Linked DNA regions of Homo sapiens: region 2 is linked to region 1. The links are chromatin contacts, found by Hi-C or POLR2A ChIA-PET in ENCODE. All regions are on one chromosome and are shown on one strand. The core of a region is the stretch at or near the end of the contact, and the rest is flanking DNA. Distances in the headings are between cores, read along the strand shown.

The links. A loop is a pair of places that touch in the nucleus more often than their neighbours do. ChIA-PET counts read pairs that join two places held with the same protein, here RNA polymerase II (POLR2A). Pooled maps may share reads with other maps.
Region 2: a loop to region 1 is called in a map of endothelial cell of umbilical vein, with 6 times the contacts of the local background. The contact joins two enhancer-like sites. A Hi-C loop is called at or near these places in 5 of 168 maps with a recorded cell type or tissue (A673, cardiac septum, endothelial cell of umbilical vein and 2 more), 16 of 37 single-sample maps with no recorded cell type and 17 of 50 pooled maps. POLR2A ChIA-PET finds 5 or more read pairs at or near these places in 14 of 52 experiments (AG04450, BJ, GM10248 and 10 more).

What each region holds. Positions count from the first base shown.
Region 1 is chr9:111,925,166-111,928,549 of GRCh38, reverse strand. It overlaps UGCG (UDP-glucose ceramide glucosyltransferase), which reads right to left. Exons shown (of 9, transcript NM_003358.3): 5 at 2,054-2,166. Among named protein-coding and RNA genes, the nearest start is that of MIR4668, 5.2 kb to the left of the region's middle. RefSeq lists a silencer at 1,753-1,912. Within about 2 kb of position 1,854, at least 17 of the 41 ENCODE cell types and tissues checked have a DNase peak (open chromatin) inside an H3K27ac peak, as active enhancers do; they include endothelial cell of umbilical vein, where a contact is called at or near this core.
Region 2 is chr9:111,958,342-111,961,318 of GRCh38, reverse strand. No RefSeq gene overlaps it. Among named protein-coding and RNA genes, the nearest start is that of MIR4668, 28 kb to the right of the region's middle. Within about 2 kb of position 1,583, at least 13 of the 41 ENCODE cell types and tissues checked have a DNase peak (open chromatin) inside an H3K27ac peak, as active enhancers do; they include endothelial cell of umbilical vein, where a contact is called at or near this core.

The sequences.
Region 1 (3,384 bases), core at 605-3,104:
AGGTCTTAGGAATGAGATGTTAGTCACTGAGCTGAATGTGCTCTTTACAGTTGAGAATGATTAATTCTAAGTATGGCAGAGTGACTTCCAGAGATTAAACCTACACTAAGGCAATGGGTGTATTCTGGGAGATGTTTATTGACATACACATCACAGAGATGTTATTGACATCTGTATCAATTTGGATATTTCTAAGACAAAAATACAATTTGGTATACTAGAACACATTGTATTTTATTTTAAAGTGGCTACTCAGTTTCTTTTTCTAAACAAAAATTCTGGTATTTAAGACTAACAATTTCTTGCAGTAGGACAAATATATTTACAGCCAATATTAAGAAAGAGCTCATGGTTCAAACTGCCAAAGGCCAGATGCAAGTTCCCACAATGTACCTTTACCCCTTCAGATATGTGGCAATCATAAGACTGCAATTCAAAAGAATATAAATGCAGATATGCTTAAGAGCAAGTTGACATATTTAAAGACTGAAATCACATATCTGTCCTTATAACATTACAACAAATTTTTCCTCCCAAATGTTTAACAGTACAGGAATGATTAACTCAAGCATAGGACACACATACGATGGCCTATGATACAGCCAATAAAAATTACTTTTATGAAAAGCTATTAATGATATGGGAAAAGCTTACAAAGTCACAAAAATAAGATACAGATTATTTTTAGAATACTATCTCAACAATGTTTTCTAAAGGGCCCAGAAGGGGGTGGTGGGGGAAATAAAGACTCCAAAGTGTCCAAATGATACAATGTTTATTTTTAAAACCAGAAACTTCCTGCCGGGCGTGGTGGCTCACGCCTGTAATCCCAGCACTTTGGGAGGCAGAGGAGGGTGGATCACGAGGTCAGGAGATCGAGACCATCCTGGCTAACACGGTGAAAACCTGTCTCTATCAAAAATACAAAAAATTAGCCAGGCATGGTGGCGGGCACCTGTAGTCCCAGCTACTCAGGAGGCTGAGGCAGGAGAATGGCGTGAACCCGGGAGGCGGAGCTTGCAGTGAGCCGAGATCGCGCCACTGCACTCCAGCCTGGGCGACAGAGCGAGACTCCATCTAAAAAAAAAACAAAACAAAAAAAACAAAAAAACCCCATAAACTTCCTGTAATTGTTAGGGTTCTAGGTTGTTGGTTTTTGTTTTTTTGCATCTTATACTTTTCCATTATTTATAGTTTCCTATGGATGTTACTATTTCTAAGTTGGAGAAAAAATAAAATGAAAACATAAGTTTCTCAGGTAATTATTAGAAATATGTTTTAAAAGGACATCAAATAGGTTTTATAAGGACTTGTATGAATACATTTTCTTTTGTGTATATTTGAAATACTTTGTGGTATTTTAAAAAGGTTCTTTTGAGGGCTGGGCGCAGTGGCTCATGCCCGTAATCCCAGCACTTTGGGAGGCTGAGGCAGGCAGATCACTTGAGGTCAGGAGTTTGAGGCCGGCCTGGCCAACACGGTGAAACCCCATTTCTACTAAAAATACAAAAGTTAGCCAGGTGTGGTAGCACACCTGAAATCCCAGCTACTTGGGAGGCTGAGGCAGAAGAATCGTTTGAACCTGGGAAGTGGAGGTTGCAGTGAGCCGAGATCGTGCCACTGCACTCCAGCCTGGGCAACAGAGCAAGGCTCTGTCGCAAAAAAAAAAAAAAAAAAAAAAAAAAAAAGGCTGGGGGGAGGGGGCCAGCGGTTCTTTTCAGATCGAATGTTTGAAAGAACAATATAAAGAACTGAACTCTAGAACAGGAAGTGAATACTACAAGGCAAGAGGTTAGACTGTGTTCAGCTGGCAATAAGACCGCAGGCATTTCCTGCGCACAGCTGTTCACTGCCAGGGTACAGTCAGGGTCCCAAGAATTTCCTCACTAATGAAAACAGCTGCTCTCAACTCAGGGCTTCTAGAACACAGCAGGTTCCCAAATGGACTTAATACAGTTAACTTGAGATACCTAATTCCAGCTCCCATAGTCTCAAGCTTCTGGGAAATGAGGGGTCTGATACTATGAACATGATTTATAACCACCATACTCACCTGCTCTAAGGTGGCAGCAAAGCCCTGTCTGTCTGCTACGTAAGGCAGCCCGTGAACCAAGCCTACTTTTTCTGTCATTTGATTCACCATGTCAGTAAGCGTATCTGGAATTACTACAATTTAAAAAAAAGGCAGAGAGGGGGAGAAAAGAAAATTTGTTTTTAGTAGAATGCCCATTAATATAAAATATATTTTGTGAATTGTTATTACATTCTTAATAAAATACATTATTTTAAACATATGGATCTAATAAAATGAATCTCAACCACCTTTCTGAGGAGAATACAAAATTTCAAAAGGGCCTAATTCTCGAAAGCTAATTTATACATTTTTTAGCCCAGTATATACCTACTATGTACCAGAGGCAGAATATACTTTGAAAAAGTTACCCCCTGTTGGAACTTCTAATTTGGAATAAGGACAATCTGTCCTAGTGGAAAAGGCTCAGGAGCAGAGGCTAAAGGACCTCAGTTCTCGTGCTGGCTTCTCTACTCTCCAACCATAGGAAATGAGACTATTTTCTCTGTGAGTATCAGATTTCCACACAGGAATGGAACGTGATTATATTGAACAGAGATCTGTACACTGAAAAACATATGATAGTAAATAATTTAAGATAGCAAATATGAAGAATGAACATCATCTCTGACCAGCTGATAGATCTGTAATGGTCTTGATTAACTCATAGGAGTGCAACATTTATGTTCATTTTCTAATTTGCATTTTAAGCTAATAAAAAATTTAAATTATTGCCCAATCTTTAGCAAACATCTCATATCATTTTTACATGACCTTATTTTTCATTTCCTCCAAGTCTTTAAGAACTAAATCTACCGTATAAAGAAAAGTTGTATTTGGACCTTAAATACTCATTCTAGGTCAGTGCTTCTCAACTGGGGGCAATTCTGCCCCACAGGGGACATCCGGCAACATCTGAAGATATTTTTGCTTTTACTACTGAGAAGGGGGTACTACTGGCATCTCATGGTAGAGACCAGGCATGCTGCTAAACATCCTACAAGACAGCTCCCACAACAAAGCCTAAAATGTGAACAGTATTGGGGTTGAGAAGCTTAAGGCAATTAGAATATAAGAAAATATTATAGAACACTGAAACTATTATGAGTGTTCGAAAATGCAAGTTATAATTTCAGTATATGAAAGGCTTCTTGCTAAAATCATTTAAGTAAAAAGTCATGTGTATAGTCCGATAAGTGTATGTGTTTTAGTAAAATATGCACCTATTAATTTCTGTCCCTTTGTGAGACGGTGTATTACGCAAGCCGAAACACATTAAAGATAAGTGTCAGGCAAACAAGGGAAAAGTTACA
Region 2 (2,977 bases), core at 334-2,833, 33 kb before region 1:
TCCAGGTGTCACACAGTTGAGCATTCAAAGAAGAGTCACTAGAGTGATGGAAAACCAAAACTTGCCAGATGAGGCTTGACAGAGGAATTATGAGTGTTTTCATTGGAGAAGACTCAAATGAGTGTGAGGTTGACCCCAAATATTTGAATGATTATCACATTGATAGGGCCATCACACTGCCCAACTCCAGGGACACTGTTTACACAGTAGTCTACGTGAAAAGCAGCAGACGCCCACAGCTGAGCAATGTGCAGTCTGTACAACTGAAAGCACTTGTCCTGCATATGGCAAGGTATCACTATTTCAAATAGTAGAAGCCCCTGAGAATTATGTTTCAGCTCAATTTCGGCAAGACCCTCAGAACTGCTGAAGAAGATCCCTCTTGCCTTCGATGGATTCAAAACAGAGGCTGAATGGCCCATGTCTTAGAGGTGGCATAGGAAATTCTGACAACAGAAATTCTGAAGGAGGGTTTTTTGTTTGGTTTGGTTTGGGGTTTGTATTTTTTTTTTTTTGTTTGTTTTTTTTGTTTGCTTGTTTGTTTGTTTTTTTTGAGACAGAGTCTCACTCTGTCGCACAGGCTGGAGTGCAGTGACGCAATCTTGGCTCACTGCAACCTCTGTCTCCCAGGTTCAAGCCATTCTCTTGCCTCAGCCTCCTGAGTAGCTGGGACTACAGACACGTGCCACCATGCCCGGCTAATTGAAGGAAGGTTTTCTTGGATGACTTTTTACATTTTTCTAACTCTGAGATTCACTAGTCCCAGAGATAGAAATTGTCATTTATGGAGCTTCTACTTGTACTAGCTACTGTGTTGGGAGCTTTATGTATCTAATTTAATGTAATATTCAGAACAGCCCTACAATGTGGATATTATATTTACAGATAAGAAATTGAGACTCACATATTAATTCTTTGTCTGTAGTCATTCAATTATTGAGAAATTTAGCCAGGATTTAAAGCTGAGAGTATATGATTCCTTTGTTCTTCCTGGAACACTGGGGATTGGAAGGAAAGCTCGCCACCTGCCAACCCCCCATCCCAGAACTTTTGATTGGCAATGTGACAAGTCTCAACAGTGGTGGTCATGTCTTATAGGCAAGACTTCATACATTGCCTGAGCTGATGACTCAGGCTGAAGACCTCCCCCTCTAGCCTTGGGATACCTAGTGCATGGGATCAGACTCTTGCTTTGCTTCTTGCCTTGGGCTGTCATCACATATTCACAATGCCCTGAAGAAAAGGAAGATGCTCAGGAAAACGTAGCCTCTGACCGAATCCTCCTCTCTAGACTGAAGGTTGCGAGTCAGATGGTTCTTTATCCTTCCTCTCCACCTACTACACTGAAACTCCGGTCTTGACAGTGACTCTGTGGCTCACAATCAGCCCCAGGATTGCTTGCTTGCATGGAGCCAGTGACAGACTGGAGCCAGTCCCTGGGAGCTACCAAGCAGCTGACAAACTGGGAAGCGTGATCTTTGACTCATTCATCCATTACCCAACTAATCAGCACTGCATAGCTTGGGTGTTCACAGTGTGTCACCGCACACCAGAGCCACACCTCTCCATGGCTGGAACAGCTTGCCTTGCTGGCTCCTGAAGCATTTAGAGGATGTTTGTTGACTGGGAAGAACCAGTGCCTTGACTATTACCTAATGAGCTGTATCCACCAGTCATGTAACTCTCCAGTGTGAGAATTTGGTTGTGGGCTGATGTTGTGTCTTGGGCAATTACTTTGGATTTATCTGGAGCCACCCCTGTTGACAGTGGCTAGCACTCACACCTAGGATTAAAGTCTACTTATTATCAGAGGGCAAACACCTGTCCTCACAGTGAACACAACTACAATTACAGTCAGGGATTCATATCTCATTCTCTTTCAGCCTCTCAAGTGCACAATTTATTTTTGGCCTTGCTATTTTTCTGTCTGAATTATTTCCCTGCTATCCAGGCACTCCAGAACCCAACATTATTCTGTTCCATCCCACCACCACCATTATTGTCATGTCTGTAAATACACCATCGAACCATAAAAATTGGCACTACAGACAAGACAATGCACAGAAGGCTTGTCCAACATAAAACAGAAACTGCCATGATGTTTCAACTCAATATCGTATCCTCCCCCACCTTAAATGAAGAGCTGTTGTAATGTGTGGCACAAACAATGGTAAGAAATTGGTAAAAGGCGGTACTTATCTTTATTTTTCTAGAAGATTCTAACATTGTCTTGGAATTCACCAACCTCAAAACTTTGTAAAGACATCATAATGAAATGCTGAAAGTGACTGAAAAAGGGCTGTACTACACACTAGTTAAAAAAAACCCACAGTGAGGCCGGGAGCAGTGGCTTACGTCTGTAATCCCAGCACTTTGGGAGGCTGAGGCGGGCGGATCACCTGAGGTAAGGAGTTGGAGACCAGCCTGGCCAACATGGTGAAACCCCGTTTCTACTAAAAATACAAAAATTAGCCTGGCATGATGGCAGGAGCCTGTAATCCCAGTTACTTAGAAGGCTGAGGTGGGAGAATCACTTGAACCCAGGAAGCAGAGGTTACAGTGAGCCAAGATTGTGACACTGCACTCCAGCCTGAGCGACAAGAGTGACATTCTGTCTCAAAAAGCAAAAAAAAAAAACAAAAAACCCACAGTGGGTTCTGATCTCCAACTCCTGCTCCTCTTCAGATGATGCCAGTGATTACCCTAAACCAGTGGGGCAGGTTGGGTCTAATTGTTTGTGGGCAGCCCATGTCTCCTGGTCTCACACAGGATGCCCTGCACTGGGATGTCTGCCTGTTTCTATAGGATCTTATTACTCAGCATCATCTTTCTGCACAAGCTGAAGCTGCAGTGTTTGGATGCTGAGTCTGAGAATAGCTGAGTGAGGCTGAATGCTCTGAATCTCCAACCCGAGGGCTGTGAGCATGTAATCTGCTGGGATTTTTCTCCTCTAGTGACTGTATTCATATATGTGGTG